Linked DNA regions of Homo sapiens: regions 2, 3, 4, 5, 6 and 7 are each linked to region 1. Evidence: chromatin loops called from intact Hi-C (ENCODE). Cell type or tissue: heart right ventricle. All regions are shown on one strand. Region 1 overlaps KCNV2 (potassium voltage-gated channel modifier subfamily V member 2). Region 2 overlaps VLDLR (very low density lipoprotein receptor). Region 3 holds the start of LOC107987043 (a long non-coding RNA gene). Region 4 overlaps VLDLR-AS1 (VLDLR antisense RNA 1). Region 5 overlaps LOC105375957 (a long non-coding RNA gene). Region 6 overlaps SMARCA2 (SWI/SNF related BAF chromatin remodeling complex subunit ATPase 2). Region 7 has its middle 300 kb from the start of VLDLR.

Region 1 (4,000 bases):
ATGAGGGAAACAAACTTGTCTTGTTAAATGAGAAATCCAAGTATTCTCAAGTTTTGGAGAAAAATTTGATGCTTATCCTCATAATATATGGCAGGCCAGGATTTGTTGTTTAGTGAGTAAACTGCCAGGGGAAGGTCACATTCTGGCTTTGGGACCCAAGGCTAAGGAAAGTATGTACGTTTACAGCAGAATGGTTAAGCTTCCAGTTTGCAGAGTTGCTGAGCTAGCCAGTTTTCTTCAGTATATTAAGATGGATTGCGGAAATTTTGGTCACATTTCCAAACCCAACTCCTGCTAATGTGACAACTCATTCTGTGAGGTCACTTGGGTCAGTCTGGGGCCTTCAGCTTTTAATTCCCATCTAGGGAGAAATGGCTTGGCCTATGGAATGTGGAAAAAAAGTTCCCCAAAGCCAAGGAATCCTGAGTTCCTCCTGGAGCCAAGGAACAAGAAACAGATCACTTGTTGAGTCAAATTATTCACGAAATAGACAACATATAAATTAACTGTACATTTTCAACAAATTATTGGGGACCAGTCACACATAGCCTCCTAGCAGAAGAGATCTGTTCTCTAAAAATAGAGATTGAAGATATACAAAAATATTTGGATCATATTATACACATCAGATATTTATTCTTCTTTAAGCCAATTCTCTTTGCTTTTGACTTTTCACTCAAAGTTCAGCCAAAAAAAAAAGAAGTTTGGCTTAAGGGTGAAGCAAAGCCAGTGTGCAGAATGATCAAAAGTTGAAAATAAGCAGTTTATCTTAATTATTTTCTTCCTCAGTGTCTTCCTACTCTCTCCCATCCCCGCCATCCTGAACCCTTAAGTGACTTGTTTCCTCCAAGGCCTCTGCATTGGACTTCCGTGGATGTCTCATGTTCTAAACCAGGGGTCCCCAATCCCGGGCTGTGGAGTGGTACTTGTCTGTGGCCTGTTAGGAACCCGGCCACACAGCAGGAGATGAGTGGAGGGCCATCAATCATTACCGCCTAAGTTCTGCCTCCTGTCAGATCAACCACAGCGTTAGATTCTCATAGGAGTGGGAACCCTATTGTTAACTGCGCATGGGAGGGATCTAGGTTGCTTGCTCCTTATGAGAATCTAACTAATACCTGACAACCTGAGATGGAGCAGTTTCATCCCGAAACCATCCCCTCCCCCAACCCCGTCCATGGGAAAAATGGTCGTCCACAAAACCGGTCCCTGGTGCCAAAGAGGTTGGGGACCGCTGTTCTAAACTACCCCTTCCTGTCACTCACTCCTAAATCCAAACTCCCTTTAGGCCTCCTCCAGGGAAGGTTGACTAAACTTTCATCCAGAGGTGTGAGTCATGGTGTTAGTGACAAATGAAAGCTATTGTTCAGCTCACACAACTGGAGAGAGATCAGCCTGGGGTTCTTTGACTTTTGGTGTGGTCAATGACAAGAAACACACACCCGGACACAGGAAGGGGAACATCACACACCAGGGCCTGTTGTGGGGTGGGGGAGGGGGGAGGGGTAGCATTTGGAGATATACCTAACGTTAAATGACAAGTTACTGGGTGCAGCACACCAACATGGCACATGTATACATATGTAACTAACCTGCACGTTGTGCACATGTACCCTAGAACTTAAATAAAAAAAAGACACACCCACTCATGCAACCAAGAGGACTTTGAGATTAACCCACAATCTCACTTTATCACTGCCTCACATCACCCCTTGGTCCAGAAGTTGGGAGAAGGATATTCTCTACTGGAGCCAGAGGGCAGAGTCAGGGAGGAGCTTGTTTCCACAGCCTGAGGGTCTGATAAGCATAACGTATATAGAGTTGCTGGTGTAGAATGCACTCAATAAATGTTGGTCTTTGCCTCTTCTCAGTGGAGGCCAGCTTCAGCATGGGGGACCCTGGGATTGCATACATGATATATATATAATAATATTATTGCTTACACACCCTGTGCCAGGCACTCCTTCAATTCCTATAACAACTCTGTGAGGTAGATACCACACATTTCAAAAGTAGAAACTGAGGCCAAGAGAATTTAGGTGATCTGCCCAACTTATTCAGCTGGGAAGTGGATTCAGACCCACAAGTCTACTGTAGTCCGTTTCCTTCAGCTTATCTACACCACATTACCTCTCTTGGATGCCTGCTTGTATTTTGACTCTGCAGAAAAAGGCTGCATGACCTCTCACAAGAGACAGGGCAGTGAGTGACAGGAGGTGCATCATCAGCCTCAAAAAGGAGGCATACCCTTCCTTTTTTCGTGGGCTGGATGGAGCTGTGGTTCTCATCAGTGCCCTCAGTTTTGTGCAGCTGGCTCACTTCTCCATTTCATTCTAATCAGTCAACTGCACTATTCCAGGTTCAAACTAACCCTTACATCATCAAAACAAAAATATTTACACTGCTAAGCTAACGGCCACCTCAGCACGGATCAACAAGATGACCATATGCTTTACTGCCGTCTGCTGGAAAATTATGGCAACAACTACCCAAATACACAAAGCAAAGAGTGCCCCCCTGGAGTAGTGCAACGCAAAAATGTTTACAACTGTGACCAACAGCTCTGCTTAAAAGGCTTCTAGTAATTTAGCCAATACTCTGGGGATCAGAGGGAGTACATGAGGCATAAAAAACAGTCCCCAAGGAATTTTCACAGGGTTTTCTCTGGTAACTGATAACTAGTCCCATGGTATCTGCATTTTAAAACAGAAGCTTGTTAACCTAAATAAGTCTCCAATTAGTGGGATTTAAATCAGTATGACAAGAGTAATGGGAAGTATTTCATGCAGGGGTGAACATATTTTTGGTGAGTGATGTCTTACAAAAGTCCCTTTACAAAATAATGAGAGTGTTTCTCCAGACATCTGCAATTAAAGCACCTTCACATAAAGTCTCTCATTTGAACTACGTAACAACTTTGAAAAGTGTTATAACTGTCTTCATTTTAAAGATGAGAGGAAGACAATGGAGGAGTTTCATGCCTTTTGTATGCCTGGTACTGTGTTCAGTGCTTTATATTCATTTTCTTATTTAGCCTTCACAAGAATCCTAAGAGTTAGATGGTTTTCTCCTGTTTTAAATAAAAAAAAAAAAAAAGAAAAAAAGAAAAAGAGAGAGAGAGAGTCTGAAGGTTTTGCCCCAGGTCACTCAACTGGAAAGGTTCAGAGTCAGGACTTGAACCCAGGTCTGACTGTTCTAAGCCCAAGATTTTTCCAATACATACAGTGTACAGGCAAACCCAGGGACCTGCTTTCCTGAATCTGGTGCCAGCTGAGTTAGGGAGGCAAAGATCATTTACTGAGCACGTTCTACATCAGGTACTTAACATACTATTTTAAATGCTCTTTACAGCAACCATTTCAAGTAGGTATTACCTCCTCCTCCCATATCTTACATTCAAACATGCATGAGTCGTAGTCAGGATTTCAGCCAAAGTCTTTCAGCTCCATCCATAGCTTCTGTTCTTTTCATGACACAGGTCCTAGAGGGAGTCTTCCTGGTACCTCCTAAAGCAGGCTCCGTGGGAAGCCATTACACTTCCCATGTGTACCCACAGGGAGGACGCTTCCCTGCTTGCTCCTCTCCCTTTCTTCTCCTCCCCGATCTTAGTGCTAACAATTCCATCCTGCTTTCCTTCCTCTACAGGTGAGCATCTCCACCGTGGGCTACGGAGACATGTACCCAGAGACCCACCTGGGCAGGTTTTTTGCCTTCCTCTGCATTGCTTTTGGGATCATTCTCAACGGGATGCCCATTTCCATCCTCTACAACAAGTTTTCTGATTACTACAGCAAGCTGAAGGCTTATGAGTATACCACCATACGCAGGGAGAGGGGAGAGGTGAACTTCATGCAGAGAGCCAGAAAGAAGATAGCTGAGTGTTTGCTTGGAAGCAACCCACAGCTCACCCCAAGACAAGAGAATTAGTATTTTATAGGACATGTGGCTGGTAGATTCCATGAACTTCAAGGCTTCATTGCTCTTTTTTTAATCATTATGA
Region 2 (4,000 bases), 71 kb before region 1:
CAATATCACCTAAATTTTTATCCTGGCTGGGATGGGGCAGATTCTTACTATGGACAATTTCTGGAACTTACAGTATGAAGAGCAGATGAGGAGTTTGAGACAAAGAAAAAATTGTACAGGGAGTTTAGTGAATTTTCCATCAGGTTGGCCATTACTTTCTTTCTCTAAAGTCTCAGGATGTCTGGAAGCAAGGAAAGACAAAAGACTTGAAGCACCGGGTGCATGCTGTGTGTCACAAGTGAGGTGGAGAGTTGGCTGTGGAAGGTACAGCAATTCCTCTGGAATTAAATGACCGACCAACACAGTACCAAGAGGATGAAGAGAAGATGTTTTGCGTTGCTACGTGAATCAGTGGATGACTCATATTTCACTTGCATATGAAATATAAGGCAGTTAACATCTTGTTTGTGGCTTAAGCAAGGACATTAATCCTACTAGATGAAGGGGAAGTTGGTTCTGTTGTCTTAAGGGATGCCCCCTTGTGATTTTGGTCAACTGAATGAAAAAGAAAAGATAGCCTTGGACTTTTTTTTCATGGGAGGTTTGGAGGTCAAGCATGTAGAAGGAAAAGGCTGTAGTCATGAATATAGAACTGTCTGCTCTCCACCTTTTCCTCACTCTACATTTAGTCATCACACTGAACAGGATGTGGCCTGCTGACAGTGAGTAGCTGAAGTGCCTGTTTGGTAAGTAGGTTAGCATTCATCATGAACTCTGAAAGCCATTTCAGAGTTTGGCTGCTGCTCTGACCCTGCTGTGGTACAAAAAACATGGATTTTTTTTTTTTTAACTGGAGTAATACCAAATTCCCTTTAGAAGCTTGAAGTTTGATACTATTGCTTTCCCCATTATAAGGATTATACAGTATTAATTAATTATAAGGCCCAAAGTTTGTTTTGGCAAATAAAGTATTATTCTCTATCATCATCTTTTGAATTCCTGTCCCTAGTATGTTCTTTCATGTTCTGGGTAAAATTTCCAACCCTCAAAGAGTCTAAAACGTCTCATTTTTTTTTACCACGTCCTCCCCAGTAAGAAGCCAAGGTACAACTCATTGTACCTACGAGGTACAAACTCATTTGTAGAAACAAAGTAACTAGATATTCCTATTGAAATAAGAATAGATATATTGGTGGGCCAGGCATGGTGGCTCACGCCTATAATCCCAGCACTTTGGAAGGCCAAGGCAGGAGGATCACTTGAGGCCAGGAGTTCGAGACCAGCCTGAGCAACATGGTGAGACCCTGTCTCTACAAAAAAAAAATTTATAAAAATAAAAGAAAAAAATAGTTATATGACTAAACTACTAGTCAATACAGCTTGCAATAATAGTGCATGAATGATAACAGGCCTCGGCTTTATCACCCAAAAAATAACTTGAATTCTATGTGAAATGTGTTAGGATAAGTTTGCTCTGTCTCTAGAGTTCAATGTAGAAGATAATTAAGAGGTAAAATATGAAGCTTATCATACACTAAAGGAGAATATTTGGAGTTAGATGAGCCTGTCACACAAAGTGAAAGTGGACCCTCCAGAAATTTTAGGAATTGCCACAAAGATTGATGATAGATGAATAAACAGATTTGTGGCCTCTGGTAAAGAAATCCAGCCAAGTTCCTCTGTCCAAATTTTTAAGTGCCCTTTGCAAGCTAATCTATTTGGCAAAAAAATAGTCCCAGTTGTTCAACTAGCTCCCTTAAAACATTCTAGTAGGTGTTTTAAAGCCTAGGTATCGCTGCCTCTTTAGTTCTTGATGAATACAAGGCAAAAAAAAAAAAAAAAAAAAAAAAAAAATTGAGGCTTTCACTTTGGCATTTGCTTCTGTTCCTTGTATCTGTGGAAGTCAAGTAGCCCTTCTCAAAAATGAGAAGCCAAGCTTTAAATAGCAAACTACAGGGTATTAAAAGACTAACTCTTCAGTTAAGAACACTGTAGAAATGGTAGACCAACTTAAAGTCTACCTTTTAACAATCTTTACCCCAAACCTAAAGATTCTAGGGGTCACTTATCTCTATTACGTAATCTAACTGGAATAATTTCCTAGAATTCTTACTAGTGAAATCTTACCCAAGTAAAACAATTTATTATTTTGAATCCAAATGAAAGCTATACTGTTTGCTTTCAATGGTGGCAAAAACTTGCAAAAAGCAGATATACTTTTGCTAATTTAAGTTGAAGTACTATGAATACAACCTGCTAATCTTGATCCCCAAATCTGAGCCCTTCAGTTTCATAATTGTTTTATCCTGAACGTAGTTGTGACATAGACATTTCTCAAAAGGGTCTGATACATCAAACTCCTAACAAGTAGGAGCAGCAACTAGCTAAAGAGTAGAAAGAAGCTTCCCTTATTGTGGGTGATGAGGCGGTGCCTAAAAACCACATATATATAATCCCCTGGGTATTACATATTCTGCAAGCCCTGTTAGTGGGGAGATGGTAGTGGCAATAGCAGCGATAGTTGCGTCAGTGCTAACTGCTGCTGCTGCCCGTTCTGTTGGCGGCTGCTGGCCAAGTGTGCACACTTAGCCCTGGTTGAGGTGCATTGTCTGCTGTCGTCTGTTAAGCATCTAACCGGAGTGGGAGGGCACATCAAGCGATTTCACTCTCTTAAAGAAAAGGTTTTTAGGTATTTTTGGTATTATATAGTCTCTAAGGCCAGAAGGGGCTTATAATGACTTCTCTTCTAGAATTGTAATACTAAAAAACTACTCGAGTAAATATCCTAACAAGTATGATTTTTCTTGGGAAAACTAAAAATTGTACATCCATGCTTCAGCCATATCATGGGCCTAAACTATGAGAGTTCAGAAATATATAAAAGTACAAAAATCTTCAAAGGTACTTATTTCCAAATATGGAGGGAATGAATCTGAAGAGGGAACAATGGCGTTTTTCGAACTTATTTCTCTCTAATCCAGCCTGGAGGATTTTTAGCCGAAACAGTTGCATGTGAAGGATTATCAGCCATCTTTGCATATCCCTTTCACATCTACCTTCACACAGGAAAGCTGAATGCATTTTACCAGTGAGGCTCTAGATATGAAACTTAGGGATCCATAGATAAATAAGCTACTAACAAACTGATAACAGTGGTGTTCCATCTCTCTATCATGTCTCCTGAGTCCGTTTCACGTTTTTGAGCCTGGCTAATGAGAAAAAGAACAAAGTAGGACCATGACCCAGTGTTCTCCTGTAAATCTCACTGTAAAAATCTCAATGCAAAAACACTGAGACAGGAGTGAGACCAGCTGCGGGTGGGGAGTTTGTGCTCCGCAGGTTACCTCATGGCATATCAAAAATGGCTTTTTTCTTCACTGCGCTCAAGGAAAAAGTCAGATGGGTGACAAGGTGGTTCTGTTTAGAAGCAGCAGGCAATGTAGTTAACAGCATAGACTTCCGTGTCTTGTGTGTGGTACCTTGGGCAAGTTACTAACTCCCTCTGTAAAGTAGAGACGATGGGGACTGTCTCACTGTGACAAGGTAAGATTTAAGTGAGATGCACACAAAAAGCTCAGCACAGTGTCTGGCATCTAATATGTGCAGGGCAGATGTCACTACTGAATATCACATCAATGCTAGGGCTGTATTTACTGTCACACACAGGCACCGGTAAGTGACTTTACCGGTGAAAGTCACAGGTACCTTTATCTATGATGAATGTAATGTGTTAGATGGTGACCGAAGTGTTCTCCACTACACCTGTCTGAAGAGATCTAAGTCTGATATTTAAGGAGTGATAGCATCTTGCATACTTAAGAAGGCTTAAAAGACTGCATGGTTTAAACCCTAGAAACATAAATGGAATGTTTCTGCCTCAGTTCTTTTGACTACCTCCTAGGACATGGAAACAAATATTTGGGAGCCTGCATAGTCTTTAGATGGCTGCCAAAGCACTTAAAATCTCCTTTAAATTCTTACCATATGCTTACTTTTGTACTAAGTAAGTGCTCCCAAGTCTTTTACTTGCTCTTCACAGCAACCCTAATAGGTATCTCCA
Region 3 (4,000 bases), 490 kb before region 1:
GCAGCAGTTCACTTGCTGCATTCTGTTGACCTTTGGATTCCAGGACTGGAGTACATAACTAATGTAAAAGAGTGAACAATGACATATGGATGACACTCTTCCCACGGTGCCTTAACTCGCCATATTCCCTCTGTCTGGGAAATGTGTGCCAACCCCAAATGTCACTCTGATCATCTCTCCTGTTCAGAAAACTAGACTTTGATCATCCTTTATGATCTCTTCTCTTGTGAACTTTATGGTGGTCAAAGTCACAGCAAGGTCGATTAAGAAAGGCCAAGAATCAGTGCTCCTGTTTGCTGGGACCAGGAGGCAGAGGACTAGCCTGTCATTCACAGGTCTTCTTTAGGGGAGGGGGCAGGGCTTGTAAATTGGGGAAGTGGGTGGGGTGGTGGGAAGCAGGAAATATTGCCAGGCCGGCAGGAATCCTGACCCTCTTGGTAACTCATCCTGTACCAAGCAACCAAGATAATTTTTTAAAGTACAGACTTGTGTGTGGAAATATATCCTTCCCACAGCTCAACCTCAGCTTTGAAATGATTCTCAACAGAAACACACACAGGTAAACAGTAACTTTCTGAAGCACAATGAGTGGCCTCTGCTACAGAGACCAGTTTGGAGACTGCCACATAATACAATTTAAATTAAGCATGAGTATCTTTTTTTTTTTTTTTTTGAGACAGAGTCTTGCTCTGTCACCCAGACTGGAGTGCAGTGGCGCGATCTCGGCTCACTGCAACCTCCACCTCGCGGGTTCACACCATTCTCCTGCCTCAGCCTCCCAGGTAGCTGGGACTACAGGTGCATGCCACCACGCCCCGCTAATTTTTGTATTTTTAGTAGAGATGGGGTTTCGCCATGTTGGCCAGGCTGGTCTCGAACTGCTGACCTCAGGTGATCCACCCGCCTCTGCCTTCCAAAGTGCTGGGATTACAGGTGTGAGCCACCGCACCAGGCCGCATGAATATCTTTATTCATGAGCCTGGATCCCTAAGAATGAGGGTGCCTCTGACTATTCTTAATTCGTTCAGCAGTCACATTCATCGCACAACACCCAAAGACATATTTGGTCTGCAGTTCGCACCTATTCCTCTGGAGCTTTGAACAGTTAATAAACATTAGCTCGTTAGCATTAATTAAAAGGCATCTTATTACAGCAGGATCCAGAGTTACCACCTAGCCACTCTAAAAACCAGCGGTCGGCTTGACTTCCAGCAAAGCCTCTTTTATCGATGGCTTCTGTGGGTGTAGTTAACCTCCGCCGTCCCCCGTCTGATCTCATTATTTCAGATCCTCGCATCCTGGCTGGCTTTGCCTTCTCTCTCTCCTCGATCCTCCCTTTACATAAATGCGATTGTTTCGTTGCTTCCTTCCTCGGAGCCCGGGTTTTGTCCGGGCTTGGCTCGGTTTGCGCGTTTAAGAACGAGCGCCTAGGCCTCCGGGCAAGGGTCTAGAGCTCCCGCAGCCCTTCACTGGGTGACCTCCTCCTGTCGGGGCCATTTGTCTTCAGGGCCTCTCTTTGAGGCTCTGAACAGGACGCTCCAAGTGGGGCCCGAGCGCTTGGCAGACAAGCCCCTGGATTGTTGCTAGAGACCCTCAGGTCGCCTTGGGGCGGAGCGCGCCTTTCATGAATCCGGGAGCCTGGGATGCGCATGGCGAGGAGGGGGGAAACGTGCTGGGGAGAAGGCAGGCCTTGATGTACGCCCTGGTGGACAAAAGCTGCTAGTGTCAGCTTGATTTGCAAGATCAACATTCATGAGTTTCACCGCTTAGAAAGGGGCATTATCTGCAAACCGGAGACTGAATGGAAGCCATAAACAAGTGATTTCACACTACCAAGCAGGAAGAATATTCTACCTCCTCAATTATTCTGAACAGCATGTTTGGCCCCTTCCAGGTTCCCACCGCTAGCGAGCCCTCCACCCCTGGTGTGTGCAAACGGTGGACCTTTCGGCGCCTAAGAAACCGGGTGCTGAGCCCGGGAGCAGCGCCTGCTTTTCTTCCCAAGATCCACTCCGGGTTTTGCCTAGCGCTGCTCCGGGAACCCATTCCAGACGCAGGTAACGCCAGGCAACGTTTTCCTTCTCACCCGCCCAAGGCCAGCCCCGAGCCGCCGGGGTTCCAGGCCCAACACAGCACAGATGCACGTTTCAAAATGTGCTCGAATATGCAGCCTGCATCAAAGGCGTTGGGAGGCTCTTTCATCCTCTCAGCTGCCTAAGAAGGGACATGCTCCCAGCTACCCTCATTTGTGGCTGGGTTTACTCTGAAATGAAGATGTACCTCTGGATGCAAAAAGAAAGGGTGGAAGGTTTTTTTCCCCCTACTTCTTGCACCCGATTTCTCATTTTGCCTCGCCCTCATCCTCATCCTTTGTGTATGCCAGGCTGTGTTAACCCTTTGAGAACCCCCGTGGCTTGCTCTTTTCTTTCTTCCTTACGGTTGTCATCCGGTTTGTAGCCTGACTTCTTCGGCCTGTCACGTACCCCTTTCCTTTTCCTGGAAGTGGTTTTGTTGTAGGACAGCCACAGGTGGACGGCTGGACCTTACCAAGCTTTGAAGGGCGAGGACCGGGCGAAGGCAAAACCTGGGAAGGCTCTGGCTGCCGCCAGAGGACCGGGCGGAGCAACCACAGTCACTGTGGTTATCATGTCCAGCCTCCTGGGACCTCCACTTAGCTTGGCTGTCACCCTGACCCCCGCCCGCACCTCCCCAGCTGCTGATCTCGGGGAGGCAGCCCTCCCTGAGGTGCTGAGGGCAGGACCCTGGCGAGCAGAAGTGAAGGGTTTAAGAGCCATCTCCCTACTAGAATGGTGCCCTGATGTTTAATGGCAAATTACCCAGCAAGCACCTATTTTTAAAACTTTCACCCCTTTTCCTTGGGAACCCCCCACTGTTATGGAAAATTTAAGCCTTTAAAGAAAACACGTGTGAGTGTGTGTATGTGTGTGTGTGCGCGCGCATGAGCATGAGAGAGAGAGAGAGAGAAAGAGATAGCTGTCGAGGTAAGTTGAGAGATGGAGGGGAGGGGAAGGATTTCAGCATCATGACGTAGTATAGGAGGAAGCTTTGTTCCTGGAGGATTGATTTTGTGAGGGAGGGCAGAACCAGACAACAAGGAACATTTAGATAATACGTCTGTACTCCGTAAAGGTGAGGGTCTACAACAGTCATCTAAGGCAGTGACAGACATGGGTCTGCACACTGAAACCGCAGGGTGTCAACAAGGCACAGAAAAGAATGCAATGTAGGGCGCAGTCCTTTGGCTGGGCTAGGCGTGAAGCATTCCTGAGAAAGGTCTACACTATGAAGCCAGCTCACTGTAGACTTGGGACTCACTGATCAGCCTTGGCTCTCTGTGGAGACTCAGGTGTTTGCTAAATGAACATAAGATACTGCAGAGAAGGCTGCTAGTCTCCAAAGCTCATGGAAAGCGTTTCTTCCTGACCAACTGCAAAAGAGTGGATGTATACTGTGCTAACCTTTGTGAGGAAAAGGAAAAATGGGAGAAATACATGTACCTGCATATCTTTCAAAAAAATAGAAATATAGGAGGAATAAACCAGTAAAGAATGAAGTGAGATGAAGCAGGTCACCTAACAAGAAGGTGGGAAACAGGGTGGAAGGAATATGAGAGGGAGAAACACTTCTATGGTATAGCTCTTTGTATTATTTTTGATTTTTGGAAGTTTATTAATGTTCTATTTATTTAAAAGATTAAACCAAAAAGTATGGGAAGGGAGAAAAAACTAAAAACCAAACTGAAAAAAATAAACTCAACTGTATTTCAAATGAATAACCACACTGAAAGGGGGAAAAAGAAATCTGAGTAGTTTATGAATACCCATTAGACCATATTCCATTAGACTTAGGTAGCGTGGGAGTCAGGAAGGACTTAAACACTAAACTCTTTTTACTGGGTTTGTTTTTGTACAGCATGGACACAGAAGGATTCTGAAATGATTTTAGATATTTCGTGGTATTGAGCAAATCAGTAAACACA
Region 4 (4,000 bases), 170 kb before region 1:
GGTACATATACCTCATGGAATACTATGCAGCCATAAAAAAGAATGAGATCATGTCCTTTGCAGGGGACATGGATGGAGCTGGAGGCATTATTCCTTAGCAAACTAACAGAGGAACAGAAAACCAAATATCGCATGTTGTCACTTATAAGTGGGAGCTGCGCAATGAGAACACAGGGACACATAGAGGGAAACAACATACACTGGGGCCTATCAGACGTGGGAATGGAGGAAAGAGGGGATCAGGAAAAATAACTAATGGATACTAGGTTCAATACCTGGTGATGAAATAATCTGTTCAACAACCAACCATGACACATGGTTACCTATGTAATAGACCTGTACATCCTGCACATGTATCCAGAACTTAAAAGTTTAAAAATAAAATTATTTCCTTTGTGTTGACTTTAGATCGCCTGATGACTATACACCTTGGTGTTATCTTTTTGCAATGAATCTCTCAGAAGTTCTTTGAGCTTCTTGTATTTGGATGTATAAATCTCTAGCAAAACAAGGAAAGTTTTCTTCAATTGTTCCCTCAGATAGGTTTTCCAAATTTTTGCTTTTTCTTTCCCTTCATGAACGCTAATTATTCTTAGGTTTGGCCATTTTACATAATTCCATATTTTTTGGAAACTTTGTTCATTTCTTTTTTTTGTTTATTTTTGTCTGATTGGTTTAATTCAAAAGCCTTGTCTTCAAGCTCTGAAATTCTCTCTTCTACTTGGTCTAGTCTGCTGTTAACACTTTCCACTGCATTTTGTAATTCTTTAAAGGTGTCTTTCATTTCCAGAAATTTTGATTGGTATTTCTTTAAAATATCTATCTCTTTAGAAAATTTTTTCATTCACATCCTGAATTGTTTTTTAAATTTCTTTATGTTGGTTTTTACCTTTCTCTTGCATTTTCTTGAGTAACTTAACAATCAACCTTTTGATTTCTTTATCTGGTATTTCAAATATTTCATCTTGGAAAAAACTCACTTTAAATATAAAGATGCATGTAAATTAAAAGTAAATGGATGAAGAAAGATATAACATGCTTACACTAATCAAAAGAAAGTGAGATTCACTATATCAATTTCAGACAGAGCAGACTTTAGAGCAAAGAAAATTATTAGGGATAAAAAATGTATTACATAATGATAAAGGAGTAAATTCACCAAAAAAACATAATAATCCTTATATGTATGTACCTAACAACAGAGTGTCAAAATATGTGCGGCAAAAACTGATAGAGCTGTAAGGAGAAATAGATTCATCCACTATTGTAGTTAAAGACTTCAACACTCTTGTATCAGGAATGAACAGATCTAGCAGGCAGAAAATCAGTAAGGGTATAGCTGAACTCAACGATACCATCAATTAAATGGAAATAATGGGCATCTATGGAATACTTTATCCAGTACAGCAGAATGTACACTCCCGCCAATCTCACATGGAAAATTCACGAAGATAGACCACAAAGGAAGAAAGGCTATTACAAGGAAGAAAAGATAGTCTTTCAATAAGTTGTGCTATAACAACTGGACATCCACATGCAAAACAAAACAATACAAAACAAAACTAGAAACAGACCTTACTCCCATCAGAAAAATTAACGTGAATAGGTTATAAACTTAAATGTAAAACTATAAAATCTTTAGAAGATAACATAGGAGAAAATCTAGACAACATTGGTTTTTTAGATGAGTTTTTAGATACAACACCAAAGGCGTGAACTGTGAAGGAAATAATTAATAAGCTAGACTTCATTAAAACTATAACTTGCTGCTCTATGAAGGACATTGTCAAGAAAATGAAATGGCAAGACACAGACTGGGAGAAAATATTTGAAAAGACAAATGTGATAAAGAACTATTATCTGAAATATACAAAAAACTCTTAAAACTCAACCATAAGAAAATAAACAACCTAACTAAAAAATTGTCTAGAGAGGTAGAGCAAGATCTACAAATAGAAGGCTCCACCAATTGACCTCTAAAGGAACACAAAATTTAACAACAATCTCCACAAAAAAAGCACCTTCATAAGAACAAAATCAGGTGAGCAATCACAGTACCTGGCTTGAACTTCATATCATTGAAAGAGGCACTGAAGAGGATAGGAAAGACAGTCTTGAACTGCCAATGCCACCCCTCCCACACCCCCTGGCAGCAGCCGTGTAGCACAAAAAGAGAATATGTGTGTTGGAGGAGGGAGAGCACAGTAATTTAGGGAATTTACATTGGAATTCAGTGCTGCCCTGTTACAGTGGGAAGCAACACTGGGAAGAACTCAGCTGACGTCCACAGAGGGAACGTTTAGACCACCCCTAGCTAGAAAAAAATTGTCCATCTCAATGGTCAAAACTCAAGTTCCAGCAAGCCTCACCATCGCAGGCTAAAGTGTTCTGGGGTCCTAAATAACAGTGAAATGCAGTCTAGGCCACAAGAACAGCAACTCCTAGGCAAATCCTAATGCTGTGCTGGGCTCAGAGCCAGTGGACTTGGGAAGCATGTGACTAAGTGCAATACCATCTGGGGCAGCCAAGAAAGTGTCTGTGCTATCTCTCCCTCAACCCTGCACAGTGCAGCTTGCAGCCTCTGAAAGAGACTCTTTCCTTCTGTTTGTGGGGAGGAGAGGGAAGAATAAAGAAGACTTTGTCTTACAGCTTGGATACCAGCTCAGCCACAATAGAATAGGGCACTGCCCAGAGTCCTGAGGCACCCATTCCAGGCCCTAGCTCTAAGATGACATTTCTAGACATATCCTGGGCCAGAAGGGAATCTGTTGCGTTGAGGGGAGGGACACAATCCTGATTGGATTCATCACCTGCTGACTACAGAGCCCATGGGCCCTGAATAATCAGCAGCAGTAGCCAGGCAGTACCTGCCATGGGTCTAGTGTTTAACTCTAAGATGGACCAGTTGTGGTGGCTACAAGGAGAGCCTCCTTCTGATAGAGAAAAGCAGAAGAAAGAGTAAAGGGGACTTTGTCTTGCAGCCTAGGTACCAGCTTGGCCACAGAAGGTACCAAGCAGGATCTTAGGGTCCCTGAGGCTAAGGGACATCCTTGGCCTTGGCTCTTAGACAGAATTTCTGACCTGCTCTGGGCCAAAGGGAAGCCCCCTTCCCTGAAGGAAGAGTCCCAGGAGTGGCAGCATTCACCACAAGCCAACTGAAGGGCTCCTGAGCCTTGAGTAAACATTGACAGTAGCCAGGCAGTGCTTCCCATGTGTCTGGAGCAGTGGTGGCCATGGGGACAGACTCCTCTGTTTGTGGAAAGGGTAGATAAAAGTGGGAAGGACTTTTTCTTGTTGCTTGGGTGACAGCTTAGCTGCAGTAGAACAGAGCACCAGCTAGATTCCTAAGGTTTCTGATTCCAGGCCCTGCTCCCAAATGGCACCTCTGGACCTACCTAGGACCAAGGGGAACTCATCACCCTGAAGGGAAGAACAAAAGCCTGGCTGGCTTTGCCACCTGCTGATCGTAGAGCCCTAAGGTCTTGAGTGAACATAGGCAGTAGCCATGTAGTGGTTATAGTGAGCCTTGGGTGAGACTAGTGCTGTGCTGGCTTCAGGTCTGCCTCAGTACAGTCCTAGTGGTCGTCATAAGGATGATTGTGTCACCCCTCCCCCAGCTCCAGGCAGCTCTGCACAGAAAGAGAGAAAGACTCTGTTTGGGAGAAAGTAAGAGAAGAGAGTAAGAGTCTCTGCCTGGTAATCCAGAGAATTCTTCTGGATCCTATCGAAGACCACCACGGCAGTACCTCTACAAGGCTGCAAGAGCCACAGCGTTACTGGACGCGTGGTGCACCCCCAATGCAGACATGGCTGCGGTGGCCAAAAACATAGATAACAATACCCAAGTCCCTTTGAATATCTGAAAAGCCTTCTCCAGAAGGATGGGTATAAAAAAAGCCAAGACTGCAAAGACTACAATAAATACCTAACTCTCCAATGCCCAGACACCAGCAAACATCTATAAACATCAAGACCATCCAGGAAAACATGATCTCACCAA
Region 5 (4,000 bases), 64 kb before region 1:
GCTGGGAGTTAGGCACTGAACAGACATTTATATGTTAGGCAGTGATAAAATCTATAAAGATAAACAAAACAGAGTAAGGGACTAGAGAATAGCAGAATGTGCTATTTTAGATAAAGTGGTCAGGGAAGCTCTCCAAAGAGAGGATTTAGCAGACAACCTGGTGGAAATGTGTTATGAGCCCACTGAGGCATAGTAAAGACTGAAGCCATGAATAATGAATAATGAATCCTGAGGCATGAGCATGCCTGATTCCTCTAAGAAGAAGCAAGGTGGCCTTGGTAGCAGGAGGTGGCAGAGGCAGAGTGGGAGGAGAGAAAGGAAGAGGACCAAGTGATGTCAATTTCAAGAGCTGTGGTTGGGACTCAGTTTTTTTTTAAGTGACAGAACTTTTTTAGTGGGCTTGGGGCGATAGAATGACATCCAGTTTTAAAAGGCTCACACTGGCTGCTTTGTCTGGAATGGGCGGCTGGGAGGCAAGGGTGAAAACGGAGATATATTAGAAGACTCTGGTAGTGGTCCTGGTAGATGGACACGATGTGAGCTAAGCCAGTGGGGATGAAAGAAAGCTCTACTCCAGATTCGGTCCATCACAGGGGGTGTGTGCACAGGCTATCTCCCCAGAGTACGGGGAATTCAGCCTGTAGATGGTCCCTTAATCCAGGAGAATCTCACCAGTTCCTAGCTCAGCTGTGCCCTCTGCCTGTGGGATATCTGTTTGGCTGCCTCCCTGATTGGGCAGGGATGATAGGCTCAACACCAGGAAGGCTGGAAGAAAACAAGGCTGCGTGGAACGCAGGAGAAAAGCCATGCCTCTCCTCTCTAACCAAAAGAATTCAGGATTCAGAAGAAAAGAAGAGCCCAGAGCACGAATTCCAGCCCCCGAAAAGTTCAAAGGCTTCAACCATTCAAAGGAAGTTCTTTTCTACCTTCAGTGTAAAGGCCTTCCAAGGGACATATTTTGGCAGCATCATTTTAATATGGAGTTCCATACTAGCTCTTGAGTAATGGTCTCTGGAGGAATGTTTGTATGAATGGCATCATTTTTAAAAAATATGATGGCTTTAGGCAGGGTCCAGCATATCCTATCTATCCAACTGCTTTATATTTTCCCTGTTACCTGTCTGGTCTCTAAAAATATTGGAGAACTATCAAAACTACTTTCCCTAAGACATTTTAGAATCCTGGTATTTCTGAGTTAAAAGGAACCCAAAGGTCATTGAGTCTCTGATAGTTGTCTGATACAGGAGGCAACAGGCCCCATTGAGGAAGCAGAAAGTGGCCACCTAACATTACCAGGAAGGAGACCTCATTCAGCAATGTCTTAAGTCACCCACAGAGTAAGAATTGCTCTCATAGTAAGCCTGTAAATTCAACAATAACTTGTGACTCTTTAAGATAAAAAAAACAAACAAACAAAAACAAAACAAAAAAAAACAGGAATGGATGCTGTTTGGGAAAACAAAGCCTCCTAAAGCCAAAACTTTCAGGAAAGGATTCTTTGTATGTTAGGAAGTAAGGTGAGTCTCTGAAATGCATCCATGCATGTCACAGAAGCCAAATAGTAACAAACAGCTTATGAAACAGAAAGCAGCCTCTTCCCAGACATTAGCCCCAGTGCCTATTTCCATTCAGAAAACAAGGCCAACCTCCCATATGTCAGGATCCACTAACCTCCGGGGAGGACTATGCTGAGAACAGAGACTACGTGCCATTCTCCCTCTCTTCTCCCTCCCCTGCAGCAGGCAATGTGTTCCCAGTACTCTGTGAACTGTCTCTATTATGAGACAGATAATATTTCAGTGGGCCTACTTAATATTTTTAGTTCACCAAAAGTGGCACGCCGGTCTGTATGCAACTTCCAGTCTCTCAGAAATCCAGCGAAATGGGGGTGGAAAAAGATTATCTAAAACCAAAACCAACTGTAGCTTCTTTTGCCTTGGTAGGAGGGCTAGGGATGCCCCTGGGAAGGGAAATTTCTCTATAGCTACAAGGGAAGGAAAATCTGGATCTGCCAAAGGAGGTCCTGAGCCAAGTTTGGAAAGTAGGCTACAGATGGCTGCATTGCTCTGTATTCTGCAGAGAGAAAAGTCAAGTCAGGGATGAGGAAGTAGCTGTGAAGCAGCAGGGTGGAAAAGAGGGCAGAGGCACACGGTGTGCCGTGGAAATTTGGAGCTCAAGGTGACAAACAAGAATATCCAATATGCAATTTTGGATGGCTTACATTTTTGGCACTGTAAGCCCTATCACCTCCCTGATCCTTCAGTAATGTCTGTGGCACACACTAACACGTTGTGGGAGTGGCTTTTGATGAAAATCATAGATAGGAGCCCAGTCCTAGACCTGGGTTGATATGGCAACAGAACAGAGAAGGAACTTTCAGAACAATTTGTTAACTGAACGAATTAAGTCACTGAAGAGCTTAGAGTCAGAAAACATAAGCAACCCAGGGACTCTTAGAACTCTGGCTGGGACACTGGACTTTCTGCAGGATGTGGAATGGAAGTTCAACCCTGTATTATCTGGATATTCAAGGGCAGAATGACTCCAGATGATGTCACAAGCTATTAAATGTGTTAGATGGGATCAGGTGGCTTTTAAATACTATACACCCAGCATTTTGCTAGTCAGGATACAGAACTAAGTATAGCAATGGCTTGTAGGATCTTGGAATATCTTGAACTATGGAATCATCTTTCCAAAGTGTGAATATGACCATGTCACTCCCTATCTAAGATGACTTCTTGATGCCTACAGAATGAAGGCCAAGGTCCCTAGATTCAGGCTCAAGATCACCATGGCCTGACCCTGGAGCCTGCTGCTCAGCCCCGCTATGCCCTGCAGTTCCCCAGCCCAACTCAGTAATGCCCAACTCTTTGCAACCACTCCCCTCTCCCCTTCTCCTTTACTGCTGTTTCCTGTACAAGGCTGTGCCTTTGCTCCTCCTCTTCCCTCTGCCTGAAGTGCCCTTCTGGCCTTTACTTACCCGGCTCTTATTCTTCCAGGTCTGGGCTCAGATGTCTCTTCTTCCAGGAAGCCATTCCTGTTGTCCCAGTTTGGGTCATGAGTCTCTTGTATATCCAGCATATAATTCTACAATAACATGTATAACATCAGGTTGAGATTATGTATATGTATATAACTTCTTGACTGAATGAAACACAAGCTTCTTTTATATAAGAATTTAGTCTTTGCAATCTTTGTGCCTTGAGTACGTAGCACAAAGTTGAATGCTTTTTAAGTGCTCAAATACTGGATTGTAAAACTAAATTGATCCCATGATTGCAAACCATAGATTATTTTGTAAATAAGCATCCCAGTATTTAGGCCTCCAAGTAACCACTGTCTCTTGAAAGAAGTTTTCGTAAGAGGTTGTTTGCCTATCCCGGTGATTTCCTACTCAGCACACAAGTTACAGGTCCTATTGTGGATTTATATTCAGGGAGCACAAAGCTGATTTTTGCATACATATTGTTATAAAAAAAAAAAACCCTTACATCTTTGAAGGTAGACTTAAGATTTTGAAACAGCAAAATCGTTGCACTTTCCATCAGGGAACATAGTAATTGTCATGCTGGTTAATGCCCTTTTGAGACCCTCCATAGCTGTCCTAATGAGGAAGTCCTACAGATCGTATGTAGAGCTAATAACATTGATATGGTTTGGCTGTTTCTCTACCCAAATCTCATCTTGTAGCTCCCATAATTCCCATGTGTTGTGGGAGGGACCAGGTGGAAGATAATTGAATCACGAGGGTGGGTCTTTCCCATGCTGTTCTCCCGATTGTGAATAAGTCTCACGAGATCTGATAGTTTTAAAAACAGGAGTTTCCATGCACAATCTCTTTTTGCTTGCCACCATCTGTGTAAGATGTGACTTGCTCCTTCTTGCCTCCCGGCATAATTGTGAGGCCTCCCCAGCCATGTGGAGCTGTAAGTCAATTAAACCTCTTTTTCTTCCCAGTCTTGAGTATGTATTTATCAGCAGCATGAAAACAGACTAA
Region 6 (4,000 bases), 600 kb before region 1:
CTTCCTCTTGACTCCTGTTTCCTCCATGGAAGAAGGCTCTCCTCCTTGCCTTCCTGTTACGTGGCAACTTCCTGTTCCCGAGTGATAGCACCATGTGCTGTGGCTTCTTGTGCCATTCTGAGAATCCCGGTCCTCGGCCTTGTCGTGGCCGAGTGGTTAAGGCGATAGATGAGAATCCCAGTCCGCTAGGTTTGGCTCTTGATCGTAAAGGTGGTGAAGGGAATTCACTACCCTATTTTGGAAGTCAAAGATGTTGTCATTTTTGTCTCTGCATACCAACTTTATCCTAATTCTGCTCAAGGCAATGAGTAACTCTCCCGAACAAGGGATGGTTCTTTTAGAAAGTGTGAAAGAGAATATTAACATGGTTAACAAATATTCCATCCATTACAGTTTTGTAACTTTCCTATGGTGTGTGCCCAAGGTGATAACAGTGCTATATTACAGATTACATATATATATATTTGCATGCGCAATTATACATATACATACATACATACATATATATATACACACACATATATATATGTATAATTGCGCATGCACAAGAAATGGCCCATCTTGATAATTTCTTGGAAACATATATTTGCTTCTTTATATGTAAGAGCAGGCATTCCATCTACCTAAATTCTGACAAGCCCAGTGGGCCACGGTTTTCCGGTTTAATGTCAGCCCTGTGTACACTGGCTGTGCTGTTTCTAGCACCGTAAGGCAGTCATCATTATTGAGCCAGGGGCTGTGCAAAATTGGGGTGATTGCAGAGCCAAAAAGCGGGCTGGAGGGTGGTTTCTGGAATGCCTGTTTTACTATTCTTCCTGTTCCTTTGCTCTTTCTGCCAACTTCAGAATCCTTCCTTTCCTTAAAACATTTAGTGATATCCCTGAATTTATTTAATTGCTACGTGAGTGATTTTTGCCCCACAGCACTGGAAGATAATTGGAATGCATTCTAGCTTATGTGCTCTGGATAATATGCAATTACCAGCCAGCTGGAGAGTAGTATGCCTTTGTCTCACAATGTCTTGTAATTTTAAAAAGTTTCTCCTATTTGCTGTTGTCTCTTGTTACCTTTCTTACGGCATCATATATCTACTATGGGGTCCTTATGTCTGAATGTGTAGACACTTCTTTTGGTATACTGAATAAGCTCCTGGCGATGAGGGAAGACACCGCTTTGTTTTGTGATGTCCTGTGCAGTTGGGCCCCAGTAAACGCTACGGAAATGATGGTGATGAGACTTATTTCTTTAGATCTTTAAATTGGGCGATAGATAACAGCAAGTTTTAGAAGCCATAGAATTTCAAGAGGAACTTTGCAGAAAGACAGAACACCCTCCTTTTCCTTGACCAGTCTGTCACCAGGTGACAGCCTGAGCTTCCCATGGTGAACGTGCCTAAATGGGGTTCCCATCATCATGTCTGCTGACTACTAAAATAATTTTGGGGTTTTCTTCTTCCCAAAGTTTAACAAAGTAGAAAAAACAAAATGAGGCCGGGTGCGGTGGCTCACGCCTGTAATCCCAGCACTTTGGGAGGTCGAGGCCAGCATGGCGAAACCCCGTCTCTACTAAAAATGCAAAAATTAGCTGGGCGTGGTGGCGGGTGCCTGTAATCCCAGCTACTCGGGAGGCTGAGGCAGGAGAATCACTTGAACCTGGAGGTGGAGCCCGCAGTGAGCCAAGATCACACCACTGCACTGCAGCCTGGCGACAGAGCAAAACTCCATCTCAAAAAAAAAAAAAAAGGAAAAAAAAATGACATTTATAATACTAGGTGCTAATCAGTAAGGTAAAATGTGATACATCTCAAGAGAATTTAGTGTCTTTAAAAAGCTATGTAATACCAAGCTGCAATAAGCTCTCTGAGTTGGCCTCTCATCACAGGAAGCCAAACTGCTAAACTCTACACAGGAAAAGGCAGACAAATCCATGGTGAATTAGTCACAAAAAACTGGGGAAAATACGAAGAAAGGTTAAAGAACAAGACATTTGAAATTCTATGGAAATACACAATGATAAATAAAATATTTCCTCACAGGTGTAAAGAGGTGGGCTGTGGATTTTTCTCTGCCTAGAGATCTTGCAAGCAAGCTAATGCCTCCTCTGGGCTGCATTAAGTATGATCCAGCCTGAAATCACAGACAGGGGCTTGAATCACTCAGCTCTGTTTCTCCTGACAGCATTAGTGATTCTCGTAGATGTACTTTTCCCCTAAAATATTTTATTTTACACTGGCAAGATTTTTTTGTGGGGGGGGATCCTTTTTCTAAAGCATAATGTGCATCATGTTTGTAATATTTGGCTGCATTTGTTTTGTCATTTAAAATCTTTTCTTGCTTTTTCTGTAAGATGTGAGAAGCTTTGTAAACATGGACCCTTTTTTCTTTTATCAAATGGCATTTTAACTTTTAAAATTGGGTCATCAGATTTACTGGGGCAAAATTTTCTAGCAAGCTGCATTTCCGTTTTTATACACAAGGGAGAGCTAAGGCCCTAGAAAATAGATTTGGGTTTTGCCAAATTCCAAGTCCTTCAATACTTTAGGGTGGAAGTACTGAACTAATTAAGAGTGGTAACAGTTGTGAATTGTTTGGAAAAATACTTGATAGTAATAAAATAATTTTAAGAACTTTGTATAATTTTTATTTTTTTCTGAAATCCAGTGACTAGATTGCTTTAACAGCCCATTGGACTTAACATTTCCCATTTTATATAATTCGGGAGAATAAATTTAATAGAATAGTCCTCAGAGGTCTGACGGAAATATACTAAAATAAATAATAAAGGTTGAGGAGTGAGAGGGAATTGTTTTGATTTTTAAAACTTTGATGCTTGGAATTTCTGGTCTTGAGTTATGTCCTCTGAAATCAGGATTCAGCTCTGAAATCAAACTCACTCATCGAAAGTAACCATGGGAAACTGAATTTGGCCTACAGATACTAAGGAGCCCCAATAATTTCACATTATCTTTTAATGGAGCAAACTATTACAGAGAAATCAGAGAAATAATATTTTAGGAATTTGTATTATATTTTAGAAATAATATTTTAGGAATATGTCTATCTGAATCAAGATTTGGTTTTTGACGTTTTCTGCTTTTTTACTTTATTTTTTTAAGAGACAGGGTCTCACTCTGTCACCCAGGCTTACTGCAGCCTCAAACTCCTCGGCTCAAGCAGTCTTCCTGCCTCAGCCTTTTGAGTAGCTGAGACTACGGGTACGCACCGCCACACCCAGCTAATTTTTGTATTTTTTTGTACAGACAGGATGTCACTCAATTGCCTAGGCTGGTCTTGAACTCCTGCCCCTAAGTGATCCTCCTGCCTCAGCCCTGCAAAGTGTTGTGGTTACAGGAATGAGCCACCGCGCCTGGCCAGTTTTTGTTTTGTTTAGTTTTTTTAATCAATAAGGCTACATGTTTCAGTCAGTGTCAGGATTTAAAAAAAAAAAAAAAGTCTACATGAAGAAAATCTTCATTAATTTTCTTAATAAAGAAATGTAATTATTCATTAAGAGGTGGAGGTGGGGAAGAGTACAGTTTAGGAAGCAGAGACAGGGCAGGGTGGCCTCATCATCATTATGCCTCAGGGTTCGGGTGAGCATCAGAAAAATAACTGTGACTTTTGATGGCTCTCTATATGGAGAATTTAGGATAGTGATTAAGAGTACATGCCTTGAAATCTGATGAACCAAGAGGTTCAGATTCCGGTTCCATCTAATTAGCTGTGTGACCTTGGGGACCTTGTGTCACCTCTCATAGCTTTGCTTTCCTCTCAGGGAAAATCATAGAACCTACTTGATAGGGTATTCTGAGAATTAAAGGTGTGTAACATAGAATCTGGCATATAAGAAGGACTCAGAAATACGTATTAGCTATTAAGAAAAAGTTTCCAATTATTTCGAAGAAGACCTAATGGATAATAGAAAAAGAAGAAAATACGTTCTCTTTTGTGTCTTGATGACAAGACTCGGGGTGACAAGAGAAAGGTAAAATTGGGAATCA
Region 7 (4,000 bases), 410 kb before region 1:
TACTTACTAAGTACTTATATGTATTACTGCATTCACTGTGAACCCATGAGGTAAGTTACTACCCCAATGAGACAGGTAAGATGATTGAGGTACAAACATCTAAGGAGTGGTAGAGCTATGCTTTGAGACTGAGACATTTCCAGAGGCTGTGCTCTTAACCACTAGCCTACATTGCCTCTCATGGTAAGTGAATGCCAGGTCAAGTATCCTATACACAGAAGCTCTTCCAGAACTATCCCATGACTTCTCTCTCATGGGAAAATCACTTTGCCTGTCTCTCAAACATTCTAAACATCAATCAGGATGCAGTCAAAGGCCACTTTCTTTATGAAGTCTTCTCATATTACCTCAGCCTGCTCAGCTCTCAGCTTCTGTTGAACCCCTGTGATACTCACTAAAATGCTAAAGAGATCTATTAGTCAGAACTATTTCTATTTAAAGAAGCTTAAGATCTATAGGTCAAAGCCATTCTAAATATTCAACATGTAACACATAAATTTGGTATTATGAATGACTCCAACCTCTTAACAGCTAGAGGAAGACAGTCTCATCCCAACAACCGAGGGTGCACTTTCAGTCTGACGTGGCACCTAACAGAAAGTTCTGTGACCTTTGGAATGAGTACATGCTCGTGCCGTTTCAGGGGCTTCCAGCCTGGAGTTGATGGAGGCTCGGATGAATTATTTTTTTGATATTTTTTAAAGTTCTAAAGGAGCCATAATGAGTTATTGGCTCTCTGACCCAACAATTTTTTTACGTTTTTGGTGGGAATTATAGCCATTAATATCTACATTGGACACTCTGATTGGCTGTTGATGACTGGATTTTTGAAACATGAATGATTAGTAGTCTTGACAGGGTTATTGGAGCCAGGATCAGGGAGTGACGATACCTGACAGCATGCTTCCAGGACAGGTCAAACTTGGACAACACCCCAAATAAAGGAAAGGGTAACAGTGACTGCCCAGAGTTGGTTTGCTTACTTGACTTATTGCATACTAACCCCACAGTCCAGCCAGGGTTTACCTGATTTCACAATGTATCACCACTTTCTTGGTGTCTCAGTTGTTTTGGCTGCTATAACAAAATAGCCTAGACTGGGCAGATTAAACAACAGAAATTTATTTCTCAGTTCTGGAGGCTGGGAAGTTCAAGATCAGGGTGCCAGCCAATTTGTTTCCTTGTGAGGGCCCTTTGCACGCCAGCTGTCTTTTTGTTGTATCCTCACATGAGAGGTAGAAAGTGTGGGGGAGAGAGAGGGGGAGATGAGGAAGGGAGGAGGGAGAGAGGAACTGGAGGGAGAAGAGAGAAAGAAAGAGGGAGAGGAGTAGAGGGAGAATGAGAAGGGGTAGAAGAGGGAGGGATATGAGAGGTAGAGGAACACAGAGAGATTAACAGAGTGAGGGAGAAAAAGAAAACGCTAGTCTCTTCCTCTTATAAAGACACTAATCCCATGATGGGGGTTCCATCCTTATGACCTCATCTAAACCTAATTGCATTAAAAGTCCCCACATCCCCAAAACCCCCTCATCACACACATCAACATATGAATTTTGGGGGGACACATTCAATTCATAACATTTTTTAATTATGAATCCTTATTGAACATTGAAATTATTAATTGCATTATACTGGTTTTCTCTCTTTTCTCTCATTCCCTGATCCCTGAGTTTCAATCCTCTCCCTTCTTTGCCCTACTCTTGCTCTGAAAGGCCAACCTTAACAACTGCAACACCTGGGCACCCTGAATCACCAACAGAAGATTAGAAGGTGGAAGGAGAAAAAAATGTGGTATTTTTTCTACTTCCTCACCCTCTTTGTGCTGTTCTGGGAATGCCTACTTCCCTCTTTGACCATAACTTCTGTTAGGCAGTTCCCTTTTCCCTCACCTGGATCTCACTTGGGTGTTTGCAACACTGCTTCATTTCCTCCTCCTCAGACCTAGGGGTGGTAATGGCTTCCTCCTGTTGCTAGGTCCTGAGCACCTTACCATCTCTTGTCTGGTACCTTAAAGCAGGATTTCTCAACCTCAACACTACTGATATTTTGGGCCAAATAATTCTTTGTTGGTGCAGGCTGTTCTGGGCATTGCAGAATGTTTAGCAACATTCCCAGTCTATGCCCACTAGATGTCAATAGCAACCACCCCAGTTGTGACAATAAAAAATGTCTACAGATATTGCCAAATGTCCCTTGAGGGGCAAAGTTGAGACCCACTCTTTTAAACTCCTCTATATTTCTGTAAATGGTCCTTTCATTTAAAAACATGTCTAAATATTCCAATTGTGTTATCTAGTTAAATATTCCAATTGTGTTTTCTAGGATGCAGATGAAAACATGGGTAAATAATAATAGAATAAATGGAATTTATTTATGACTTATTACATGTTGATCAGGATAAGAATCTTTCAAAATGTGGGATACAAAACTGAAAACAACGTGAAAAAGGGTATTGTTGGTGGCAAGCCTAGAAGTACTGATCATCTCAGTGGCACAACAGCCATTGGTGGTCTAAATGGTTGCCACACTGGAGCTGTGGTTTCAAACAGGGGCCACAATACAGGGAGGAGGTACATGGTCTAAGGCCTTGGTTGCATGGTGATTACGATCGGTGCTCTTGGATTAGACTGCTCAGATTCAAATCTTCATCCTATTGCATGCTAGTCCTGTGATGGTGGGCATGTTAATCTCTCTCAGATGGGATGTAGACAGTTATTGGTGTCAGTGGTTATTTTCTTATCTGAAAAATGCATATAATATTTTCTCATATTTTTGTGAAGATTAAGTGGTATAATGTTTGTAAAGTGGCACAGTGCCTGGTACATTGTAAGTTTTGCAGTAATGACCATAATAGGATTATTTCTGAATTATACACATACACATATACATACCACATTAGGTGCACACATATTAATCACGCAGACATATATCACAAGGTAAGCAATTATTACTCATAACAAATATGTCAAATCTGGAGTTTTACTTTTAAGACATTAAACATTTTATTCCATGATACATAAATGCATAACCCCTATAAAGACTTAAAGAATACTATAAAGTGTGTTTCTTCTCTTAAATATACCTTCTGTATTGTATGCCATTTAATTATTTTAATAATATCTTGAACCATATGACATTGCCATTTTTTAGGTCAAAAACTGTCAAACATTGCAATATCACGTAATTCAATCTAATAGCGCCGTGTCTTTCTCTAATTTTGTTCCACGCATTTACACACACTTATAGGTACATATGCTACATGACTTTCAAAAACATGAATGGCACTGTAACTACTTATCTTTTTTGTTTTAGAGATAGTGTTTTGCTCTGTTGCCTGGGCTGCCCTGCAGTGTCCTGATCCTGGCTCATTGCAGCCTTGAAATCCTGGGTTCAAGTGATCCTCCTGCCTCAGACCCCTGAGGAGCTAGGACTACAGGAATGCACCACCATATCCAGCTAAATTTTAATTATTTTGTTGAGGTGGGGTCTCACTATGTTACCCAGATTGGTCTCAAAATCCTGGTTTCAAGTGATCCTTCTACCTTGGCCTCCCAAAGCGCTGAAAATAACTACTTTCTTTACTAATAATGTGCTGTGGCGGTCTTTCCATGTCTATCTTGCTTTTTTGAAGGTTGGCAAAGTATTCCATCTTATGAGTGAACTAACATTTATTTAAATTCTCCTTTATTGATATGAATTTTCCAAATTTATTGCTGTATGCAAATTATAGTACAATCAACACCTATTACATAAATATTTGCACATATGGGTGAGCATCTCTGTAGAATGGAATCCTAGAGTAGAATTGAGGGGTCAATTTAAAATTGAAATATTTAAAATAATAACAGGTTTACCAATCTATATCTAATACTATATCTATATTTATACTAATCTGATTAGTTGTTAGTAACCCTCCATTTTCTTACATGTATAATTCTATGTTAAAAGAGTTTGATACTGTATAAAAGTGCCAGGTCCTCAAACTTTTAAATTTTTGCAA

Evidence for each region. Hi-C counts contacts between places; a loop is a spot of excess contacts. Peaks named below come from ENCODE experiments on the same cell type or tissue, not always from the same donor. Only the 100,000 strongest peaks of a DNase experiment are listed, where the experiment ranks them.
Region 2: it touches region 1 in a loop (2.9-fold over the local background); 15 of 110 quality-filtered maps call a loop at or near these places.
Region 3: it touches region 1 in a loop (2.3-fold over the local background); 14 of 110 quality-filtered maps call a loop at or near these places.
Region 4: it touches region 1 in a loop (4-fold over the local background); 5 of 110 quality-filtered maps call a loop at or near these places.
Region 5: a loop joins it to region 1, with 2.8 times the contacts of the local background. A loop is called at or near these places in 16 of 110 quality-filtered maps.
Region 6: it touches region 1 in a loop (13-fold over the local background); 46 of 110 quality-filtered maps call a loop at or near these places.
Region 7: a loop joins it to region 1, with 2.4 times the contacts of the local background. A loop is called at or near these places in 15 of 110 quality-filtered maps.

The regions. Positions count from the first base shown.
Region 1 is chr9:2,725,801-2,729,800 of GRCh38, forward strand. It overlaps KCNV2 (potassium voltage-gated channel modifier subfamily V member 2), which reads left to right. Exons shown (of 2, transcript NM_133497.4): 2 at 3,646-4,000. The coding sequence ends at 3,927. Among named protein-coding and RNA genes, the nearest start is that of KCNV2, 10 kb to the left of the region's middle. RefSeq lists a silencer at 1,569-1,863. In heart right ventricle, CTCF peaks have their summits at 2,479 (motif pointing left) and 2,679; a DNase peak (open chromatin) is centred at 2,409; H3K27ac peaks cover 1,745 bases.
Region 2 is chr9:2,655,177-2,659,176 of GRCh38, forward strand. VLDLR (very low density lipoprotein receptor) reads left to right here. Exons shown (of 19, transcript NM_003383.5): 19 at 1-4,000. The region is part of intron 2 of LOC105375957 (a long non-coding RNA gene); the gene reads right to left. Among named protein-coding and RNA genes, the nearest start is that of VLDLR-AS1, 35 kb to the left of the region's middle. In heart right ventricle, no CTCF peak of the experiment used is centred here; no DNase peak of the experiment used is centred here; H3K27ac peaks cover 2,082 bases.
Region 3 is chr9:2,239,990-2,243,989 of GRCh38, forward strand. It overlaps LOC107987043 (a long non-coding RNA gene), which reads right to left and starts at 2,630. Exons shown (of 5, transcript XR_007061395.1): 1 at 2,438-2,630. RefSeq lists enhancers at 947-2,844, 1,138-2,012. In heart right ventricle, a CTCF peak has its summit at 1,711; DNase peaks (open chromatin) are centred at 1,630, 2,052 and 2,588; H3K4me3 peaks cover 1,966 bases; H3K27ac peaks cover 1,726 bases.
Region 4 is chr9:2,557,177-2,561,176 of GRCh38, forward strand. All of the region lies in intron 1 of VLDLR-AS1 (VLDLR antisense RNA 1), which reads right to left. Among named protein-coding and RNA genes, the nearest start is that of VLDLR, 63 kb to the right of the region's middle. In heart right ventricle, no CTCF peak of the experiment used is centred here; DNase peaks (open chromatin) are centred at 2,475 and 3,120; H3K27ac peaks cover 2,773 bases.
Region 5 is chr9:2,661,986-2,665,985 of GRCh38, forward strand. It overlaps LOC105375957 (a long non-coding RNA gene), which reads right to left. Exons shown (of 3, transcript XR_929436.3): 2 at 2,984-3,090. Among named protein-coding and RNA genes, the nearest start is that of VLDLR-AS1, 42 kb to the left of the region's middle. In heart right ventricle, no CTCF peak of the experiment used is centred here; DNase peaks (open chromatin) are centred at 1,736 and 2,016; H3K4me3 peaks cover 776 bases; H3K27ac peaks cover 2,853 bases.
Region 6 is chr9:2,130,211-2,134,210 of GRCh38, forward strand. All of the region lies in intron 27 of SMARCA2 (SWI/SNF related BAF chromatin remodeling complex subunit ATPase 2), which reads left to right. Among named protein-coding and RNA genes, the nearest start is that of SMARCA2, 120 kb to the left of the region's middle. In heart right ventricle, a CTCF peak has its summit at 2,476; no DNase peak of the experiment used is centred here; H3K27ac peaks cover 761 bases.
Region 7 is chr9:2,319,824-2,323,823 of GRCh38, forward strand. No RefSeq gene overlaps it. Among named protein-coding and RNA genes, the nearest start is that of VLDLR, 300 kb to the right of the region's middle. In heart right ventricle, a CTCF peak has its summit at 2,112 (motif pointing right); no DNase peak of the experiment used is centred here.